3 separate regions of the Mus musculus genome follow, and regions 1 and 2 are each linked to region 3. The links are chromatin loops, found by intact Hi-C in ENCODE. Cell type or tissue: left cerebral cortex. All regions are shown on one strand.

Region 1 (8,000 bases), 460 kb after region 3:
GTCATGGAACCTCTACACCATGAGAACTAGACAGCCAGGACACTGGAAAATTTTTTAGTCATTAGAACATGCATGAGTAATTTATTTCCCCCCATTGGAATCCAGTGATGGAGCTGAGAAAACTCGTTCCTGCACAAACAAAGAGCATGGGCACTTTAATGTGGTCCTCTAGAGTGGTCACCCAGAGCAAACCTGCCTTTTGAGTCACTGGCTCTAGTGAGGTCATTTGGTAGGAGAGAATGAAATTCACAAGGCAGGCTCAAGAGAAGACTTAACTCCTCATTCGTGATGAACTCATAGCACTTCAACCACATCTAAGGGAAAGAAATATGAAGCTCAAATCACATTAATTTTCAAGTCATTGACATTGCTAATATATGAAAGGGAGAAATGTTCACAATTTGAACCCTTGAGACCTTGAGTAAACCGGTCTATTCATTTTCCGAGTCAGCAATGGGGGGGGGGGGGTGAGAGGCTGCGTGCGCCATTTCTTTGAGTTTTAATTTCTTTGGGATAAAACAAGGAAGAGGGTCTGAGAAAAGCCACAAATCCCCCACCTCAACACCCTATGGCTGCAAGAGTCTTTGCTAGTGTCACCTACCTTGGATCATCCTTTCAATGTCGTCTAGCAACTCAAAACATGTACTATGTAGATATTAGGTTTCAGCATATTTGAATCATTATTCAAGAATCTGAGTATTTCCCTTTAATCAATTTCAAACATTTACTGGTTTGAATTAGTAATTCCTACCCATGAAACAATATATTCATGTAAGTGTCTTTGTTCAACATGCTCGCCAATAAATACTCAAGTTAATTTCTGTTTCCCAGTATCTTGACAATAATGGACAGAAATAAATGAAACTTTAGCTCAGTTAATATTTTTCATTTTCACATTAAGCTTGCAGTCTATAAAATTCCAGGGTGATAGGTCCACGTGTGTCTTTTTAACAACTGCGCGCCCAGTGCTCAGCATCTCATCATCACAACCACCGTGCTGACTAAACAGAAACAAAAACCAGAAAGCAAACAAAGTGCAGGCAGAGGAACATCAGCACCTTCCCCAGAGAAGACTGACGGGGGCTCTGCCAGGCTGGACCACCGAGGTCAGAAACAACCCGTCTACACTGCCAGGCTGGACCATCGAGGTCAGAAGCAACCTGTCTACACTGACAGGGAGAGGCCTCTCCTAAAATGCTAAGCAGGAGTCCAGATAAAGGAACTGTATGCTTGCATGCTCCCCTCTGACGTAGAGCAGTATTTCAAAGTTTGAAGGCAGTAGAATATGGAGGGGAGAGCCCGTTCTCCTTAATCTATCCACGTCTCACCTGTGCAACCAGTGCGAGCCACTCACCATCCCTAAGTCTTGATTTCCTCTGCTGTAATATGGGGTAGGAGTTACAGGATTTACCTTGAGTTATTGAAGACCACAAGGCCAATGGGTAAAGAACCATGCTCAGGCAGCGCCCTCATTAAGTGGTAACTACTACTGTTGGTTAGTGTGAAATCCATTCCTGGAAAAATTAACCCCTCTGGTTTTACGGGGTATCAGAATGATCCGTCTTTGAAAGATGTGCACCTTCCCAGACACATGTATGGATGAGCTAGCGCTAGAAGTTGAAATGAGGCCGATCCTTGGAATGGAAGTGCAAGATGCAGTCTCAAGTGGACAAATTAGACAGGAGCAGGTGTCACTGCAGATGGTCCCTCAGCTTGCTCAAAGGGTGTGGCACTGGAGTATGCAGTCTCCCTTCCTTGTCTCCAGCAGCTGGCAGCCTAATGCCTGTTTTACCCTTCCACCTTCTATTAGTTAATTAGGTAATTAGGTAATCCTTACTAGGGTGGGTTTCCTTCCTCAGTTCCAGAAATGCACGGCTGAATCAACCAGGTCATGTTATGCTACAAAAGTTTTGAAAAGTTAAATCTAAAATGATAACCTTGAACGAAAAATTAGAAGAACTACTCAGGGTATCAAGACTGTTGCTGTGATAAAATACCCAACGCAAGACCATTTACAGGAGGAAAGGCTTATTCAGGCTTTGTGCCAGATAAGCCCATCACTGGGAGAAGCATAGACGCAAGCAGGCATGACAGACAGAACAGTAAGCTAAATGATCTCATTCTCCATCACAAGCAGAAGGAATTGGATCTACAGTGAGGTCGTAAAACTCTTAAAGCCTGACCACAGAGAGGGTCTTCCTTCAGCAAGGTCACACCTCCCAAACCTCTCCACACAGAAAAACTTAAGCCTGTGAGGGGTATTTCTCATTCACACCGCAAGCGCCACAACTCCAGGATTCCATGGCCTGTAATAAGTGCCGCTGCACCACTACCGTAACACAATGTATAATGTGAGACAAGGCCAGATGTGTTGCCCAATGCTGGTAAGCCTCGACCTTGGGATGCTAAAGCAGGAGAGGTCTCATGAGTGCAAGGCTGGCTTTGGCTACACAGTGAGCTCAAAGCTAAAGTGATGCATAAGCCCAATGACCTGAGTTCAGATCCAAAGACCCCATGGGAAAGCTGGCTGCAGTAGTATGAATATATGACATCTCGGTGTCATGACAGAGATGTCACTGGAGGTCTGCAGACCATCTATGCTCGGCTAAGAAGCAGTAACCACCAGAGAAACTCTCTCAAACAAAGTCGAAGATGAGGACCAACACTCAAGGTTGTCCTCTGATCACTACTCGGGCGTGCCCTTGAGCACGCATACACACTCAGATGCTCACAATTCAGTACACAGCTGTGGTGTTTGGTTCTGTTCCTGAGATTCTGACCACCGACTAAATAATTAGCTTGATACTTGAAGGAGTCACTAAATCTAAGAGCCAGGTACTTGGCACACAAAGAAAGAATCAGAGGTTTTAGCACAATGCTACACAGCAGAGATACCTGGGACTCTTGTAGGATCAAAGGCCCCGTGAAGACAGAAATCCACAGGAAAAATCACAAGACCAACTCAAGGCGTGACACCGGGTGAAAGCCAAGGAGGTGTGTACGAATTGCCTTCGGGAGGGAACAAGCAAGAGAAGCTGTGCTGATCCAGTTCAAATCAAAAGCAGTAGAGCTCTGCTCACTGTTTCCAACATCTGCATGATCCTGGGGATGGATACAGAGTCACGTCACATCAGATGTTTGCACATGAATCTATCTGCCACCTCACCATCCCTAAGGCTCTGTGTGTGTGTGTGTGTGTGTGTGTTTGACCCAGGAGAGCTTGTTGACAACATGTTATAGATTTTTTGGTTTTTGTTTTTTGTTTCTTAATTCTGAAGCTGAAGAATTATTCTCCCCATACTGATAAAGAACAAAACGGAGAACAGCCAGGACAATCGCCTACTTATGCAGTAATCAAAGCCTTGTATTGCGAGGCACAGAAATGAAGGCGAATTCTGAAAGGCAAATTAGAAATTGGTGGAGGGAATTTCCAGGTGGCAACGAGAAGAAAGGGAAAGGATTGCTCTCTGCGGCTAATGATTCTATCTGAAGAGCTGTGTTTTAAATGTTCATGGAGGTCTAGGCCCACGCAACAGGGAGCACAAGGGAGAACGGGTTAGCACAGAGACCAAGTTGAAAACCAGTGAATGCCAGTTAGACAGGCTAAGTCCTAAGAATACACAGCGCCCCATGCAACGGTCAATCCATGGACGCGTCACAAGATGAAATTTCCCACAAAATCATCTCTAAGAGATATGCCTGAAAAGATACACTTCATGTACATGCTAGCTGTACTGACCGTCACTGAATATGTGTGTGCTAACTAAATGTCTTAGCTCACTAAGTGACTGCTACAAACACAGGCTGGGGTGAGAAGAGCGAAGCAGCTTCGAGCCACAGGTATCTTCCTACAAAGCGTTTCTTAATCTGCTCTGGATGTATGCATACAGGTGCCAGCCCCCAGGCTTACGGCTAAGCACATCTTCGCTCTTAATAATCTGTGAATACAAAGATAGGAAATGAAAAATGATCGTGCTTTCTATCTCGACACAGCCCCAATACAGAAATTACTGGTGCCACCTATTGTTGAAAACACAGAACTGAAGGGCTAACTACCATCCTGAAACTGCAGTTACCTTCCTCAACAGGAAGGCTCAAACTCTGCCTGCTGGGAGAACCAACCAACAGCCAACTGTGCTCAGATAGAAAACAAGCATAGCATGTCACGAAGCCTGTCCACTTTTGCATAATGATTTGTTCATAACTATAACCTAGCAATAATTAACTTCTTTACTGAAGTGGAAAAAAAAAAAAAACACGAGGCAGCTTTGCATGGACTGGTGGCGAATGAGTTATGAAATCAATTGTTGGGTGCAAAATGGTGTTGTGGGTGGTGTGTGCTAATGCACTGCTGTCTATGAACAAAGGGAAGATACTCATGTCTCTATAGAAGTTCTCAGAGAAAGCATGCAAGAAGCCAAGAAAGGAGGATTATGGGTTCAAGACTAGCCTGGGCTACTCGGTAAGCATTCTAACCTCAGAAAGAGAGCAAAAGGCAGAGGGAGGAAGGGAGGGAGGGAGGGAGGGAGGACGAAGCTTGGGAGAGAGCTCGATCCATGGTAAAGCACACACACCAGAGGGCCTGGCTTCTATCTACAGAACCCAGATAAAAATGCCCAGAGAGTAACCTATGTTCGTAGTTCCAGTGCTGGAGAGACAGAGACAGGAGGACCCCCTGGGACTTGATGCTGGACCAATTTGGCCAGCTGGTGACCTACAGACCAATGAGGGACTCTGTTTCAAAGGAGGTAGTCACTGGAGGTTGCTCTCAGTTCGAACTTACTTAAACACACATGGTTGAGTGCATACATGTGAACGAACACACACGCAAGAAATTACTCAAAAAAAAAAACAAAAAACAAAAAACAAAACCCATCAACTATAGTATAGTCATCACCAGTGACAAAGGCTCAACCATTGGAGAAAACTACAAGACTCAATTCACTCAACTCCCTTTCTCTCCATACAGAAATGTTACAACACATCCATATTTCTGGACTAAAGTGGGAGTGGGTGGGAGGGTATGGGGGACTTTTGGAATAGCATTGGAAATGTAAATGAGGAAAATACCTAATAAAAGTATAAATAAATAAATAATAAAATTAATTTAAAATTAGTACTATCTTTACTATAACAGCTGATTTGAAGGTACTATATCTGAAAGAAAGGAAAGGAAAGGAAAGGAAAGGAAAGGAAAGGAAAGGAAAGGAAAGGAAAGGAAAGGAAAGGAAAGGAAAGGAAAGGAAAAAGAAAAGAAAGTAAGTCAACAGCTCTAATGCTGCCTAATTATCAAGACCAAAAGACAAAGGGTTGGGCAAGGAACACAGCTTGTCTGGAAGGGCAGGCAGGAAGGTGGTGTGGGTCATCACCTGACTGGAAAGGAGGCCTGGAAGCTTCCAGAGCGCATGCTACCCCTAGCCTAATGTGTACTCAAGGTACATTTCGAAGTGCCCTGAAGCATATATATTCTCTTCAGATTTATTAAGATATGAAAAAAGATAAAAACATTTCCATATTAACATTTGCTTTTCTAAAAGCTTTCATAGAAAGTTTTTATTACAATATTATTTCTGATTTTAAAAGAATAAGGAAGAAGGAAAGGCTCTAACAACTGATGAAGCTTTTCAGCTATTTCAATAACAACATACATGAGAGCTGAGAAGGAGTTTATACTTGAGTACACATCATATCAAATGTCACGTCTCTTGAATATTGGTTCATGAGAATAATTTCTGTAAACTTACTTATTTCTTAATATCATTCTCCTTAACTTAAGATAATACTGACATTTACACTGAAGGTGGAGCTTTGAAATTTATTCTGAATACTGCCCAATCAAGGTAACAGCAGGAAGAAAATAAATCCCTTAATTTCTGAAGCAGTCCTGCAAGAGAAAGAAGAAAGGACAGGCATACCACAGCCTCTCAGAGTTCCTGAGGAAGGGAGCAAGTGGGGTGGGCAGGCCAAGTAAGCCAACCTCAAGGGACAGCTGCTCAGGCCCGACCCAGTAGTTTACATCTAAATGTTTAATTTTACAAACAAAACCAATCAAGTTTTGTTAGTCTCCAGAAGAGACAAACTCTAACTGATTAATGATTAGGAAAGGAGTAGGAGGAAGTAAGAAGGGTGTGGGCAGGAGGGAGGGGAAGAGTGGGAATGGAGAAGAGGAGGGGGAGGTGCAAAAGGGGAGGGGGAAAGGGAGGGAACACAAATGGAGCTGAGGAGACTAACTCACAACAGAAGCAAACAAAAGCAATAAACATACTGGGACTTCTAAGAGAGACAAAAATCCAAACTGCATCATGATAAGCAGTTTATCTTGCTACTTAATGCCTAGGACTAATTCCCACCAGACAGCAGAAGTTGTAGGAAATGAAGGAGGCTGGGGGGCTCCAGGAATCAGTAGCTCTGACCCTAAAAATTCAGCCATGTTGCCGGCCTGCTCTGAGAATACACCATAGTCCTCCAATCAGCAGCCCAGAGCACAGAAATAAATGTTAAACTCTGTTACAATACTTAATTATCTGCTGGGCCTAGGGAGGCAGGGGAAAGCAACTGTAAAACCAGAAAAGTATTAGTCAGTGAAGAAAAATAAAAGGACAAAACAAAACAAGTAAAAACCCCTCACATTCCAAAGGAGCCCACAAACTAGACTTCCAAAACACAAAAGAATCTACGTCTAAGAGAACCAAATCGACCCAACCGTCAAGTTGTGAATTCAGACCAAGTGAAATTAACGTGTTAGAATAATCAGACAAGACTCTAAGTACACTTACAATGAGCCATGAGTTGAATGGAGCATCGATTTCAAGCATGGGCGTATGAAAACAAGAAAAGCAGAATACTGCTAGGTAGCAAACTCTTAGGACATACAAATGTCATAGGTTGTACAGTACAGACATAGTAAGTTAAGCTTAGTTTAACAAACCTGAGACATGCAAAAGGAATAGTGAATTCAAAGGCATTGCTTCGGAGACATTATTATCTCTTCATCCCGAAAAATGCAAAGGCAAGTACGGTTGTCTTTGAAATTAAAGTTCAAGTAAGAAGCATGAAAATGAGCTAAAAGACTCTGATATACATGAAATTACTCTATTAAAGAGTACAGTGAATTACATAAATTAAGTGTTTGACCAAATTGTCTAGAACTGGAGAAACATGTTCTTAGATTGAAGATGAAAGGGGGGAAAAAAACAACCAAGCTCACATCTAGTCCACTGAGATTTGACAGACAAACCCCAGGCTCAGGGAAAACTGCAGTTAGATGGATAACTTTCTTTTAAAAGCAGGAAGCAAAGCCAGCACCGTTCAATGTATTTTAAGTTTTAAAGGAAGAAGCTGTCAATCAATAGTTTTATGCCCAACTGTAGTAGCACAGGACCATTAAAGCAAAATAAATATGTTTGCAGACTTTCAAAATCAAAATTTTCAACTGGATTTGTTTGATTGCTTGCTTGCTTGCTTGGCTTTGCTCTAGTGCTTTTTTATTTTGGTTGGTGTTGTTATTGTTGTTTTTAGTTGGTTGGTATTTCTTGGTTGGTTTTGTTCTGTTTTGTTTGAGACAAGGCCTTACACTGTATCCCAGGCTAAAGTGGAACTCATTAGGTAGCTCGTTATAAGCTGGAACTTACAGTAATTCTTCAGCCTTAGCCTTCTGACTGCTGTGATTACAGATGCAATCTACCACATATGCTCCAAAGAGTAAGATTTATTTTTTACAGTAAATACTTGTAAGAATTATGTATTTATTTTAAGTTTATAAGTATACTGTCACTCTCTTCAGACACACCAGAAGAGGGAATCATCCCATTACAGATAGTTTTAAGTCACCATGTGGTTGCTGGGAATTAAACTCAGGACCTGTGGAAGAGCAGTCAGTGCTCTTAACCACTGAGCCCTCTCTCCAGACCCAAATATCAAGATTTTTATAACTCACCAACCTTCATAGAAATTCAAGTAAAATGTGTACTTCACGTGGATTGTTTGACATCCTGGGACAA
Region 2 (8,000 bases), 380 kb after region 3:
CCAATTATTTTCATAGACGCCTTTCTAAACTGTCTTTTATGAAACATGGGGCCTTTTTTTTTAATCCAAACCGAGTCAATCTTCCGATACTTCTTCACAGTGTAGCTGACCAAGCTGAATGGATGATGAAGCTGGTGAAAAGAACAAGACTACATCCATTCTTCTGGTCCAGAACGTTGTGCTGATCACGTCTTCCCCTGGAAGCCCCCAGCCCAGACTCTTACATCCACACTGTTTTGTAGTTCTGTAATAGACACACCAATCTTTCTCTGCCCAGTTTCCTCATCAGGGTGCACCATTCCACTCCCCTACTCCAAACACATGGACCAATGTCACATCCTCTAACCACAGAAAAGTGACAGCTTGTGGTGCTGAAAGGGTGACTTTCTCAGAAACGTGCAATATGTGTATGCAGCTATGAGAATGTTCTAGAAAATGATGCCAACTAGCTCACAAATGGAAGTAAACAGTAATATACCAAGAGTCACTATTAACAAACCATTGCAGTCTAAATCTTTTTCAGAATACCAAACATAATAATCAGCCGTGAGCTACTACAGAGCAGGAGTGTGAACTCTGCGGGAAGCCTGCCTGGGATCAAGGCTCTCTGTGTGACCCAGGCAAATTTCTGAATATTTGTAGTCAGTATTCCTATCTGACCATTTAGAAAACAGGAAAACATCAATGCTGCCTCATTATGGCTTTGCATCTAAACTGTACATACAAAGGACTCGTAATGCAGCAAGCACTGTGGATGCCAGCAGACACTGTCACGGAGGGCAGTGTTTCATGTCTGTCCTTGCTTTTCTGTCCCACTTCTTCATAGTTCCTTGCACCAAACAAGATAGTAAATGATGAAAAATAAAACATAAAATAAAAAAAGATAGTAAATGATGTTTAATTCTCTGCCTGTTTCCAATGTTCTTTCTGTTTTGAGCCTAGAGCCAATTTTTTTTTAAACCAGGTGTCATCACAGATAGAAGTTTGCAACTGGCCAAGTTTGAATGTTCTCTGGCTTGTTGTTCAGTAGAAACAAACCATACAGCTTTTCTGACTACCAGATGTGCCAACTACTTGGGCACTGGTATTCTTTTTGAAATATCGCTTATTTTTAGAGACAACATGGTGTGTGTTTAAAAATGTGTTTACTGCTCAAATAAAGATCTGAGAGGATGGCACTCTGAGTACCACATAGGTTCCAGCCAAGATCACTGTGTGCTAGTGGAAAGCCCAAAACGTTCTGCATCCTTGAGTTTCTGAACTAAGTGGCCATTTGAGAATAAGCCTGGTTTTCATGGTGTCTTCCTTAGTGGAGCGTCTTCTTCTCTGGAAGTCAAGGTTGATGAGGCTGTACTTATAGACCACTAATAGGTTCCATCTTTCCTAACTGCTTAGGTCTGTACGCTTGTTCTCCCAAAACTCACGCAGAAACAGAGGATAACAAAAAATGTACTACACATGAGAGGGCTGCTCTACCATGATCAAAGCTTTGCTGTTCTTAATCGATAATCAACTGGCACTTACAGAACGCTAACCATGAGCCAGGCATGGATGCAGATGGTGGTGAAAAGATGGGCATCACCGAGGCCACTGCCTGGTTCTTACACACACACACACACACACACACACACACACACACACACACACACACACACAGGGTATTTGAAGGCAAAAATATTAGTAACATAAATTCACATCCTGCCCCCTGTCCTAATTGGCTATGGGGACAATAGCCAATAGTCTCTGCCCTAGTAACTTCTTCAAAGATATAAACAGTTGTGTTACCTAAAGCATGGGATTGTTCTAATGACAACCACCACGTTTATAACAACATACAAATAATACACAGCACATTTAAGCATCTGGGTTCTCTGTGCAGCATCTTACTCTGTAACATTGAAGACCTAAAGAAAAGGCTAGAGATAGATGAAAATAATCCAGATTTTCTCATTTCTTCACCTAACATACGAACTGAAGAGTTTGTTCTTATCAATTTTAGGGCATTCAGAATAAGTCGTAGATTTGATATTTTTAATTCCTAAATGTATGATCTTAAATTTTCAAGGCATTCAGCAAGGGTGCAATACTAGTGAAGAAAATACGATGCTCATTACCAATTACTCATTACATTACCAATAATACATGTAGAGCTTTCTAATCCAGGATCATGTCATATAAAGAAAGATTCTGAGCCATGGGGGGGGGTTCTCAAGAATCGTTTAGTAAATCATTGGATACCTGAGCACTGAAGGGTGATGGAAAAGTTGAAAGACAAAAGGAAGAAGGGAGAGGCTAAAGTCAGCAGAGTCAAGAGCACACATTTACATCCCGCCCCACCACCCACTAGCTTTATAATCTCCCCACATTACTTAAGAATTCCGTGTCTCTGTCTGTCTCGGCTTCCCGATTCTAAAAGGAGTTTAATGCCAGCAGAACTGTACAGCTGTTAAGAGGGCTGAAAGAGCTAATACGTGTGATATATTTAGTGTGTGGCACTGACTAAATGCTTTGAGAAAGTTAACTGAATTAGGAGCTGAAAGATAGCTCAGTGGTGAGTTGCCTGCCTTGCAAACACAAGGCCCCAAGTTCAGTCTCTAGACCCCAGGTGGAAACTGCCACACCCCACTGTGCTTCCAGAACTGAGCATGTAAAAGGCAAGCAGATCCCCAGGGCTGTCTGGGCAGCCACTGTAACGTATTAGAAATGTCCAGACCAGCCAGCTGCCCTTTATCAAAATAATGATGATGATGATTGATGGAGTGTGACCAAACAACACCCCAAGTTGTCTTCTGATCTCTATATTCACTCTTGTCCATAAGACACAAATAAACACACACTCCACAGATCAGCTAAGGGTTATTAAAGAAGCCCCCTTCCTGTTGGGCTCCCACCCCTAGCCAGAAGCTATGTGTTGTCAGTGCCCACCTGAAAAGGAAAAGTTGAGTTTCCTGCAGTGGGTATCTCACTGGGCAAAATAACCACACTTCAGGGCGGGCCCCAGGCCCAGGAATAGCTGGCCAACCCAAAACAGATTCTATACGATTTTTTTAGGCTTTCTGGTTTCCGGGCTTTGTGGGGGTTTTCTTTGGGGAGGGGACTTGTGTGTGCTTCTTGTTTGTTTTGTGTTTTAGAGAGAGAAGGGGCATGGAGTTGTGCGAGTGACAGGGTGAAGATGAAAAGCAAGGCCAGGATGCTGAATAAAAATGTTCTTCGATAAGAAAGAAAAAGGAAGGGAGGGAAGGAGGGAGAGAGGAAGGGATGACGGACAGACAGACAGACATATCTCCAGTACCATTTTATACTATTTCTAGACTTAATTTTCCCTTGAGTACTCACAGCCCACAGTGCATGGGAGACAGACACGCAAACACACACACACACTCACACAGACACACACACACTCATACACACACAGACACACACACACTCATACACACACAGACAACACACACATGCATACACACACAGACACACACACACTCATACACACACTCACACACACACACACAGACAACACACACACACATACACTCATACACACACACAGACACACACACACACTCATACACACACAGACACACACACACTCATACACACACACAGACAACACACACACACACACAGACACACTCACCCGCACAGTGTACCAATCCCTCCCTGGATAGCCAGCCTTTACACATCTCTCCCATCCATCCTCTCAGCTCACTGCTTAGGAAAGGATCTGACTATCTCAGACTAGGAGGCCAATCACAAGTGAACTACCTCAAGTGCATTTTACAACAAAACAAGAGTATAGAAATAATAAAGCAAAGTTTAAAAATCCCCCAGATCAGATTTTTTAAAAACAAAATCTTTTCAAAAGTCTGGAAGAAAAAAGTCAGAAGTGTTATCTCCAGCATGTATTTATTTACTTACGTATTCATCCATTCATTCATTGTGTGTGCGTGTGTGCAGCTGTATGCGTGTGTGCAGCCATATGCATGTGAGTAGGTGTACATGCCATGTGCTCGTGTGGAAATCAGAAGACAACCTATGAGAGTTAGTGCTCTCCTTCCCTCTGGGGACTCTAACTCAGGCATGGCTTCCTTAAATCAATACAGAAAGGAACCAAATATAAAAAAGAACTCCTTTTAAAAGCTTTCTGGGTTTTGTTTTTTAAATAATGGATGCTTCGTCTGCATGTAAGTTAGTTTCCCTCACATGCTTGCAGTGCCCACAGATGCCAGAAGAGGGCTCCAATCCCCTGGAACTGAACCACAGTTGGTTGTTAGCCAGCATGCATGTGCTTAGAATCAGAACCCAGGTCTTCTGGAAGAGTAGCCAGTGCCCTTAACCACTGAACTATCTCTTTCGGCCCTAATATAAAAGACCCCTTTCAACAGCAAGCAAGTCTCAGCTGCTACGGGAAATGTTTTGAGTTTGCCTGGGAAGAGGTGGCTATCCTCTCCTACCCTCTTAGGGATGCAACAGATACAGTTCTACAAGGTGGCTCGAAAGCACTGCAGATAAGGGTTTGTGCTATGGCCATATTCCCTGTGCTACAGAACAATCTCTAATACAAATTGAACCACAAGGGCAGAAGTGATTATTTATGTGCCCCCAAAAGGTACCCGCACCTCTTGCTAACCCCTCATTTTCTAAGAAAGGAACTGCCCAGTCTTTCTCTAAGGTAGGACCAAGACTAAGTAGGAAAGAATGGCTCAAGAAACTGTTCTTGCTTTTCTTGGTTTTTCTAGGGATAAAACCAGAAAGACAGAGGTGTCCACAGAAGGCAAGCCTTACCAGGTAGGTATGTGGCCGTAAGATGGTCCCAGACAGAGAGGGCAAGACAGCCTGATTCTGGGGCCCAGACATGAAGATCACTGGGCCTTACTCAAAACTCTGCCCTTACAACCTATTCTCCACCAATACAAGAGAATATTCTGATAAGGAAGAAATGGTCTATACAGTGCCACAACCCCCCCCCACAGGTTCCAAACTATGTTTAGGATTATAACACATGTATTCTTAGGCCTTGGATTTATTAACTTAGCATGTATCAGAGCATTGCCTACATTGTGTTAGGGACATCTTGTCGGCATCACATTTACTTACATTTCAAGTTTAAAATAATAAGCATTAAAGTCAAATAACGCAGAAGCACATAAAAACCATGGTATTTTCACGTCTGCCCAGTTGCAGCAGTGTTCTTTTAAGACATGCAACTTGAACAGCCAAATGTGTATCCTTCCACATGTCTAAGTTCTGCAAACATGAATATGCATGTTCTAATTCTAAAAGCAATATGATTTATCATACATTGCCCCCATCTGTTCTTAAGAGAAACCATGAGACTATAGCTATTTTAATAAAGTCTCAAAGCAAATGCTGAAATAAACCTACCTTTATCCCACAAACTCCCGTCATACAATGAAACATGGGTGCCTATCCATAATGCAGTACATAGCTTGGGGCAAGGCGCTGTATCATGTTGGCGGCTCCTTTCTTTTCTCTCCAATGGGCTAAGCATGAGGTATCTGAGAGAAGTCAGGAAAGTGCATGACTTTTACCTGAAATGGATATAAACAGGCTTTTTTCTCCAAGGGGCCCCATGAAAAACCAGTGTGGCTCCAGGACCAGGTCACCAGCCCCACTGTGCGTTCACTCACGGCCCTTCTAAGGACTGAAAACAATGAGCTCCTACATAGCAGACATCCTAGGCTTACCGTGGAGTATTTGAACATCTGCAATGCCTCCCTGCTGAAACCACAGCACTGACCATGAAGTGACTGTATACGAGTGTACGCAGTACGTCACTACGAGTTACGGAGAGGTTGGCTAGAAATGCCAAAGTCTAGTAATCAGAATGGAGGCATTAGCAAGTGCTCAGAACTGCACACAACCCATGGGAGATAAGAAACACTGGGCACAGCAGCCTGTCATCACAGAGCTGACAATCTGCAGACATCAAACAGACTCACCTAGGAGCCATCAGATAAGGTTAATGCACTGTGCAGGACTGAATATGAAGCTAAATTATATAGACGGGAGTTCAAAGCAGAAGTTACTACGTTATAGATAATTCCCTGAAGGAGATTAACCTAGAGATATTTCTCAAAGTTCTTCAGGCTCTCCAAAGGTGCATCACTTAAGTGGGAAAGCTTCTAGAGATGCCCATGGTCAAATGACTTCAAAACACCTCAATAATACAAAGGTTACATCTTTTTTATTACAAGGTTTCTTATAGCTCTTACAAAGTACCTAATAAATCTCTCAGAGAAAGCAATGACATATAAAGTACGTTTGTTGCCGGGGGGGGGGGGGAGGAGACTGAATTTTTAGGGGCTCCTCCTCCATAGGGAGCCACTCAAGAATAACATACTAATCCTATGGAAATTAATCAGCTAAAACAATAAAGGAAGAAAAGACACATGATGAAGAAGAAGTAGCGGGATACAGTCATGGAAACCAACAAAGGGGAGCAGGTGCCTGTAGTAGGTTTCTCCAGCACAAAGCCGAGGAGGAAGCAGTGCTCAAGGGGCCAATCTGTTCAGTTGGTCCAGAAGACCTGGGCCACTGTGGAGACCTGGACTGTTCAAAAGCCTGAAACTGTTGGGAGCTGAGAGATACCTTAAGAAATAGGATTGATAACAGACTATAGCATGGAGAGTGTGCTCCTGTGTTAGAACCCTCATATGTACCTTACCACATGCTCAAGAGCAATGAAGCCACTGTGTAATGAATGGTTGCAAACCACAAGCCAAGAGATCCTCCTTTCTTTCTTTTGTTTTGTTTTGTTTTGTTTGTTTGTTTGTTTGTTTGTTTGTTTTTCGAGACAGGGTTTCTCTGTATAGCCCTGGCTGTCCTGGAACTCACTTTGTAGACCAGGCTGGCCTTAAACTCAGAAATCTGCCTGCCTCTGCCTCCTGTGTGCTGGGATTAAAGGCGTGTGCCCCCACACCCGGCTCCTCCTCTCTTTGTATCTGATGTTAAAAGCTGGATATTTCACATCATTGCTGATTCCACTCTAGACTAATGTTTAGCATCATGAGGGGGTCACTTCAATTAAACTTTGCTCTGAGCCCACTAACCTGATAATGCTGGCACAACTGGCTGTCTGCCATGGGGGCCCATGCTGTAAGTTACAGTACATGCCACTGGAAGTTCACCCCAGAGTAAACTCTTTCCCCAAGAGTTGAGGAAGACTAAATGCAATGGGAGAAAGAGAAAGTAGAAGTCAAAGAAGGGCCAGTGTGGACAAAGAAAAGTCACACAATGGTTATAGAAGCGAGTTAGAGTAAATTTGGGGGTTTTATAACTAAAGTATAACAACTGAGAAAACCGAGTTGAAGGTGGGGTACATCTATAAAGTCTCTTCTGTGACTCCTTCCCAAAGTGATCAAATAAAGAGGCCAAGTCGTAACTCAAGAAGAGACCCAGGAATCATACATTCCCCCACTAGCTTGCCCTCGCGGGCTCAGCTTCATTTGCCTGTGTTTATTTCCCAAGTGTACAATTTTTACACCAACATGCTTCCAACTTTACCTAACATTGCAGGCATGTTGACCTCAAAGAATGGAATCGCCAGCCCTACTCATTTCATGTCTATATTACATGGGCTTACATTTATACCTGATAGACTGTAAACTGCCCTATGCTTGTCCTGACTCCTAAGAACCTCACTTTGTGGGCCTCAGCTCTCACCTTGCTTCCCACACTGCTGAGCACTTCTGGCAAGATGCTACAAAGACCACATAGCTCCCAGACACCTCATAAAGATGGATGATAGATTCGACGTCGTTCCTGGGGTTTATATTCTAAAGTCCCATCTCTCAGCCATTATACATCAATTATCAACCAATTAGTACAAAAAGCTTCTGCTGACCCTCCTGTTCTCCCTTGTAATGATTTGCCAAGTTAACTGAAAGCTTCCCTGTTCCGCAGAGACTCTCAGTATAGCAAGAGTGTTAAATAAAGTTCACCCACAATTAGCCTCGAAAACCAAAGAGGAAATGTAAGCA
Region 3 (8,000 bases):
AGAGTTACCTCCACTGTCACATCTTTCTTAGGCCTCAGTCCCACATATCCAGTGAGCATTTCCAGCAAAGGGCAAGCCCAGCACACGCCCATCACGTGCTTTTTGGAGCCTATACTCTTCTGGTTTTATTATTTGAGTAGCGTTACCCTTCCTTGGTATGACAAAGCTAATGCGTCTGGTTTCTCTTGGGTCACCAGTTGGTGATGAGACTCTTCCCTTTAATGGGTCTCTTGAACGAGCTATCCATTCTGCTTATTCTTAGGGTCTCTATTCAGATTTGGGGGCCGCCTGTCAATATAACATAATTTTTCTCTTGATTCTTATCCTTTTAGAACTGTCTTCTTTTGGAAACTATCCTACTACTCCAGCAAGAATTCAGAGTACTTCCTACATCCCAGCCACCCGACCGGCTTCCATATTCACATCTTCACAAGACACAGACACCAACCATGTCACTTTCTGTCCCCACAGCCTTCTGCATCTTCATTGCTTCCTTCATATAATCTAAAGCTATTTTAGTTCCTTCAACACAGGTCTTCAGAACAGGTCTCCAACTACCCCTTCCTGATTTCTCCAAGTTCAACAACGTAGCGCTATTGTTATTTTCCTAATGCATTGGGGTTTTTTGTTTTTGTTTTTGTGTTTTGTTTTGTTTTGTTTTGTTTTGTTTTTGGTTACTGGTTGTGCCAACAACTCTGCTCTGCTCAGCCTTTCCAAACTTTACCACTGCATGAAACTTGAAACCCCAATTTAATTGCTATCTTTTCCATCACCAAACTTTGATTGTTTAACTAAAAAAAGCAAATACTGAGTGAATAAATATATTCTCAACAAGGATTTTCCTTCTATGCTAACAGAGCATTGTGCATCCCCAGTACCAGCCTAGAAGCTGTCTTTGAGCCGGGGTAGGTTTAACATATTTTCTTCACTGTTACAATCTCCTTGAGGATAAGGGCTGTGTCTTCATTTTTGTAGCTCAGTGCACCACCTCTTTGACACAATGCTTGAAATGTTCCTTCATTTAAAAGAGTTGACAAAGACCTGCATGTTCCAGGAACTGGAGAGAAATGGCAAATACCACAGGCATCACAACTGGGTATTTGTAGTCTAGATGATTGGAGAAGCCAGCTTACAAATGATTGACATTCAGTATGAAATGTGTGGGGAAACACTGGTGGTGGTGGGGAACCCGGGAACAGATCTTCAGGAGGAAGGAGGAGCTTATTGACAGAGGAAGGTAGTCCAAAAAGCAGAAAGAGCATCGCAAGGACCATGGTAATGAGGCAGTGTGATGAGTTTAGGAAAAGATCAGTAATTCTGAGTCACGAGGGCGAGAGAAATGGCTTAGCGAGTAAAGCTCTTCCTGTACAAGCCTGGGAATCCGAGTTTGGATCCCAAGAAGCACATAAAAGCTGAAAGTGGTAGGGCACCCAGGGATTCATTTGTGATCTCAGCATATCTATAGGTGTGTATATGGGAAATGAGGGGCAGGGGAGGAATCTGCTCCTTCCTAGCCAGCTTGGTCACCAACACTCAAGCTTGTCCTCTGACCTCTACACATGGGCAAGTGTCCACACATACAAGGCCATACCCCACAACACATGCACACACACACACACTACACATACTGCACATACACACACTACACACACAGATACACACACAGAGATACACACACACATTACACCACACAAAAAACAATTAATTATTTGCATAAATCATTCTGAGCCACCAGAACTCACATGTTCAGTGGAAGGAGATCAAGCAAACAGCAGATCACAGCCAGATTAAAAGACCTTAGTTGCCACATCAAGTGACATCACTGGAATAATGTAAGGTGACATTCACTAGTTACTTGTTGAATTATATAACTCGTTTCTCTAGACAGCTGAATAGCATTTACATTTGTAAATTACTTTTGAGTCTCAGGCCCTGGTGTAGATCAATTCCTTCTACTCAATGGTATCCATGGTTAAACCCAACTTCTGCAAACCAGGCTCCAGGCTACTCACAGAACAACTCCCATCATTAGCAAACACTGCCATGCAGCAACCTGTCCCTGGAGAGGAAGGGACAGTGAGAGGCGAGTCATTAGAACAGGCAGCCTCCTTCCAGACCCTGTGGTTCTCATGCAATCCTCCGAGGAAGGGCGAACTGTCGGAAATGACGTAATCACATGTGTGCATCACACTCTTAAGGCCAAGGGCTTCGTTTTGGTTTTCTCCTATTCAACTTGGGCAGTGCCTCTTGTTTAAACTATTAGGTGAATTATTCATTTTCCTTAGCACAGTTATAAAGAAGGAATGCACCAAGCCGTGCTGCTACTTGCAATAATTTAAAAAAAAATAATTATTTAAACCGAAACCTGGCCTTTTAAGGGGCAAATGTAGGATCAGGCATTTGCTATATAACTGTTCTTCCACCTCACCTCACCCCACCCACCCCCACAGTCACCAAGTGCCCAAGGTCTTCAAAGACTTGTTTAGACAAAGGAGAGGACTGAGAATCCTGTGTCTATAGTTTCTAGGCTTCAGCCAGTAAGGGTTAGGGTTAGGGTGTGCATGGCTGCTGAATCCTGCTTGTACCTGAGGCTGGATGTTTATCTCTATGACGATGCTCCTGGTTGGACATTGTCATGAGCTCTTCCCTTAGCTCTAGGTCACACTCTTGAGCTACGGCCAACTTAATCGCTACCATACAACAGGACTGAGGAGCTTAAGGTCACACTCGGAGATGACTGAAGACACCGTTGTCCTTAGGTTCCCTGGGATCTGCTCAAAATAGCTAGAAGGGGAGAGAAGTTGCTGGAAGTCAACATTTCAGGTTCCTACAGCTTTCCCCCATTCAACTCCACTGCTTCCCATCACGCTGAAGGGCTCAGCATTGGCAGGAAGCCCTTGATCTGATGATAAGGATGCAGGCAGGCCCAGCTCATCTTTGAAAGAAGATCCTTTGAGTCTAAGATGGTGGAGAGTGTCTTATAACTCTTAGTGGCTTCATAGCATTGTGACTTTGAGTTTGAAAGCAATTTGGAGACAACTTCCAATCCTTTGTGCAAAGCTACTCTTCTGCCCCAGTGAGCAGCTAGCATTATAAAGGGAGAGATGTTTTAATGTTAAATTTTCTCAGTCGAGATACATACTTTACATACATGTGAGAGATGAGAGGACTTCAAGCACGACATAAAGGTTTTAAAATGCAACGCTTCTAGAAATACTTGAAAATGGTATGGCAGAGAGCCTTAGGAATTTGTCCTTCAGCTACACAGAAAACAATAGAAATGTTTGGGCAACAGTAATATCATGACAAGCTTTTGAAAGACGGTGCTCTATATAGACACTTGCCACTAAAACACGATGAAGTGGTAAACACAGATAGAGTCTATAAATTAAAATCAAAACCGATTGGCTAATTGCAAAAACAAAGGTTAATGATCACGCAGATTAGTTTCAAAGTGGGTCACTTCTCAAATTCTTCTCACTGTTTCATTATTTCCCTTCCTCATCTCCTTGCTGCCTCCCCAACCATTTACTCTAGGGACAATGGCCTCAACCAAGATGCACCTGTTCAACATGCTTGAGGGAGGCAGAGACAGGGATGACCGCAGTCTGGACCAGAACGCGACAGGTGCATGCTCGGCTATTCTGTATTGGAACCATTGCCCGCCTAGTTCTAGGCTTTGGGTGCTATGGGGACTGAAGAAGGCAACTTCAACGACTCAGTCTTTGAACTCATGAACCCCTGTCAGGTTGGCTAAAATCTCAGGCTGCAGCTTCCTGGATCTCACCTGGGTGAAAGCAACTTTTCCCAGCTCTGCTGAAAATCAGACAAGAAAATGAGAGCCCCCTTCTGTGTCAGCCCGTGCTTATTCTAGTCTCGGGAGCGTTGTGGGGTTTTTGTTTGTTTGTTTGTTTGTTTTGATTTTTAAAAGTTAAGCTAGTTTTATTCGCGAGCAAAGCATTCTTTCGTTTGTGGTAATTAAAATGGAGGAAAGAAAGACAGAACAAAAAAGGTCCATCAGCGCAACAATGAGAATAGAGAGAGAGTTTTAAAAGCTCATCTAAATTCATCTAAGTGGAGGCACTACACCGAGAATGCTATCCCGAAAAAAAAAAATTCTAATCCTAGATTCAAAACCATAAACACCGGTAATTATGGTGGACAGCAACAGCTAAGATAGTGTATAAACGGGGAGTTCTACACTCCATTTTAAGCCACCAGGTAAATGTCATTCTGGGTGACAAATAAGCATTTGGGCGTCATCCCTTGTCTAATTGGATGCCTGGAGCATACAGTGAAAATGCACGCATTCTCCTTCCACCCTCCTTCGGGTAACAAACTTCATCTCCTGCAAGCTGACAAAATGCAGACTGTTTTTTGGCTCACAAGTAACCCCACGCTGGTCACATATAGCTGTTTAGAAAAAAAAAAAAAACAAGACGTAACTGCAGAAAAAAGAAAGAGCTCTTTCAGCTGGCACTTGGGAGGAACAGACAAGAGGCCACATCCAAATCCTAACTTTAATTTGGGTTACTGAACAAGGATGACTGACTGTTCACGACTCCCTCCGAACAACAACAGACACACATGTAATGTGAAAGCGACTGAGAAATCTGGCTGTAGGGAGGCCACTGAGTTCTCTCGCATCCTATAAATAACACCGCGCATGCTGAGAAGTCACTACCGAGCACATAGGAAAGAGTGCGCGCGCACACACACACGTTTCATCTCCACTGACAGAGAGCACCGAAGTGAGGTTTGTTTAGAGGGATACAGATGCCTGAAGTCTGTAAGTAATGCAGTCTGCAGTACAAATGAAGCAGGCACTCAGGGAAAATACCCTCTGGTTTCTGGAGAGCAGAAGCAGGCAGGGGCTACTGAGCTGAAACCCGTGGCTCCGGCTGCATCGCCGCAATGCAGTGCTAAGTTTATTCACCAGGGGTCATCAAAGGTCTGGGTTTTTCTTTGTCTACTTGTTGACACATGTACACTGTGTACTTAAGAACTCCGGAATGGCTCAGCATTGCTCACAGGGACATACATATTACTGCTCACCCCCGCTCCTGCCAGCACTCCAGCCCCCCTCACCCCTATTACAGAGCATTCAATTATTGTTCTCTCTAGATCTTTACCAACACATTACAGGTAGCACATCCACTAGACACATGAATGGAAATACCTCTTATAACTAAACCAACTTGTTCGTCACAGAGACAACATGCCATCAAATTCGATTTTCAATTATTTATTATTTATTTATTTTTAATTTAAAAAAATCAGTTAGCATGTTTCAAAGTTAGGAAGCAAAAGGCTGGTTTCGCTATTGTTTTCCAGACTGCAAGTGAGTTGTGACTCCATCTCTTAAGATTTCAATCACTCCCTCGGGGCCTGGGATCTGAGGTCTGAGCAGGCCCATGGGAGAACAGGCCAACATTATTTGCCCAGGTTGGCCCCATTAAATAGTAAAGAATGGAGAACATGTTTTCAATGATGATCTTTGGAACTGACCTGAAGGGCAAGGTCTCATAGGTCTTGGTGATGCCGGTTGTGTCTGGAGGGAACATTGCCCTTCGAGCAGTATAAAGTGCTTAACCTCGGCTTTCCTTAAAGTACCTCCTGAATGTGTCGAGAATGGGCCTATTGTGGGCAGTTTGATTCTTTCTTATCCACTCCTCTGAACAGACTAAATTACAACTCCGGAAAGCTCAAAGGTGAAATGTCCTTCAACCACGAGGAAGAGATTCTTCTAGATGCTTCCCAGGGCTGCACAGCTCCTAAGGACCCAGACCCTCCTCCTTCCCTGAAGGACGAAGGGCAACCGCAGTATGGAAATGGGGGTGTTTATCTGTATTCCTTTACACTACACTTAAGATGCAATATTGGAACACTCAAATTACCTGGTTTTAGCATGTAACAGTTGACAGTGACTTCCAAAATATAACTCAGTCCCTTCATGCCATGCTTTCTGAACACAAGGTAAGTTCTTTAAGTCGGTTGCAGGCAAAAATGGCCTGTACACTTAATCCTCTTCTCAAATGAGATGGAAAAAAACCTTACAATCTGAGGCTATGTTGTATTAAAGCGAGACACAGAATGGAAAGAAAGTTGAGTAGAACTAACCATGCAATTGATGCATTTAGCTTGCAGTCCTCTGCAGAAAGCCAGGCACCGAGATGCCCATTCCCGCTTGACAGTTTTGTCATCGATGCTGTAAAACGACAGAACACATGAGTGTGTGGGTGTGTCCACAGGAGAAGGTTTGCTCAAGTTTGTTATTTGGGGAAGGATTGTGAAACCAATAGAAGATGGGGGTGGCTAGATGCAGTGAGGTCCAGAAGCTTTGGAAATCTCCACTCAGCCCTAGGGCAGAACAAACATCCAAGCAAATGAAGCAACGGCCACAGTGGCAACAGCACTTAACTCTTAAGCTGTTACCTGGCCCCTTAACCTCAGGCTGTAATGTGGATTTTACAATCCTGGAAAAAAGTGAGCGGGGAGACGCAAGACAAGATTGGTTGCTTTTTATTTTCTCCTGGTATGAAAGATTTCTCAAAAGATGAACGAGGCAGGACTTACCCACTGACCTTCTTCTGTTTAATGGAAATCACATAGCCCAACGCCAACTCATGTGACAGCACCTCCTGCGTAAGCCTCCTCCAGCTAAATAGCACGGACAGTTATTTCAAAGTGACATTTACACTGTCAATGGGGATCAGAATGGCTGAAGGGTAAGATAGTGATCAAGAGAGGATTAAATCCCAGAACCAAAAGGAGGCAGATATCTGTAAAAGAGATAAGAACGCCTGGAGCTGTCCAGAGCTCTTTCTATATAAGCAGCTGGAGACAGTGCAAGTTGCAGGTGGCTTTACCAGCTGGTGTGTGTGTGTGTGTGTGTGTGTGTGTGTGTTTTGGAGGGACAAGTAGCTACTGAGTCCAATATTATTTAGTTGCTTCTTTGTTGCCCATTCATTGGATGATGGTCAATTTTGCCATTTCCAGATTCATCAGTTCTACACAGAGAATAGTCAATCATAAGTATTGTATTGCATCCAACAGGTGACAGACACCTGGGAGAATGGGATAAATTTTTTAAATCCATAGGTCTTATCTCGTTTTGGGCTGAGGGAATAAGCACTTAGTAGTATATGCCAAAATTCAGGCCTGTTCATAGAATCGTATGTTTCATGTAGTCCTTCCAGCAGGAGTACAGTGGAGTTTAGGTTATTTTGAGAGTGACTGGATGTTTTTAAAGAGGCTTATAAAGCAAAGATGTAGAAACTGGGTGAGTTTCTGCCTTGTGAGAGGAGAGAAAGAGCCCAGGAGGCAAAGACTGCAGCTGCTAACTGCTAAGAGTGCATAGTAGACCCGCCCTCTGTGTTCTGTTAACATGCAACAACAATGAACCAAGATGATTGAGAATCTTGACTGTATCAGTGGACTAGAAGCACAGCTCAGGGTTAGATTGCTTGCCCAACATGAGTAAGGATCTGGCTTCGAGTTCTAGCAGAAGTTGGTAAGGAGCCATTATTACATGTCAAAGAGCAGTCATGTAGTCTAGGGCTTACATGAGAAGAAGAGAAATGGAAAGAGGGATTACCAGAAGAGCTTGGCTAAAGCCAAGCACCGTGGAGGCAACATGTTAGCGCTCTTAAATAACCACAAGGACCAGCAAGAAACAAGTTCAGCTTGGAAAGGTTCTGTTGGAAGTTCTCAGTAGGAAGATTAAAATCAGGAAAGTACCTCCCGTGAATTCCTCTCCTTAGTACTCTCTCACAGAAGTTCGAACAGAGGCCATATGACCATGTGATGGATTGTGACATATACAGGATTCCCGTAATGATCAGATGTTGTATTAGATAACTCCAAGAAGTTCTTAGCTAAATTCTATGGAATCAATATAACACGTAGATGGGAAGCATTCATAAACGTACATTAAATTCAGATCTAAATCGGTTATGAAGCAACTGCATACTACTACCCTGTTTTGTCTAAGTTTACTG

What was found. Hi-C counts contacts between places; a loop is a spot of excess contacts. Peaks named below come from ENCODE experiments on the same cell type or tissue, not always from the same donor. Only the 100,000 strongest peaks of a DNase experiment are listed, where the experiment ranks them.
Region 1: a loop joins it to region 3, with 2.6 times the contacts of the local background. A loop is called at or near these places in 12 of 42 quality-filtered maps.
Region 2: it touches region 3 in a loop (2.6-fold over the local background); 12 of 42 quality-filtered maps call a loop at or near these places.

The regions. Positions count from the first base shown.
Region 1 is chr19:28,624,692-28,632,691 of GRCm38, forward strand. All of the region lies in intron 2 of Glis3 (GLIS family zinc finger 3), which reads right to left. Among named protein-coding and RNA genes, the nearest start is that of D930032P07Rik, 50 kb to the right of the region's middle. In left cerebral cortex, a CTCF peak has its summit at 4,025 (motif pointing left); a DNase peak (open chromatin) is centred at 3,999; H3K4me3 peaks cover 213 bases.
Region 2 is chr19:28,542,908-28,550,907 of GRCm38, forward strand. All of the region lies in intron 2 of Glis3 (GLIS family zinc finger 3), which reads right to left. Among named protein-coding and RNA genes, the nearest start is that of D930032P07Rik, 130 kb to the right of the region's middle. In left cerebral cortex, a CTCF peak has its summit at 4,227 (motif pointing right); no DNase peak of the experiment used is centred here.
Region 3 is chr19:28,161,291-28,169,290 of GRCm38, forward strand. No RefSeq gene overlaps it. Among named protein-coding and RNA genes, the nearest start is that of Rfx3, 150 kb to the left of the region's middle. In left cerebral cortex, a CTCF peak has its summit at 4,923; a DNase peak (open chromatin) is centred at 4,830; H3K4me3 peaks cover 910 bases; H3K27ac peaks cover 546 bases.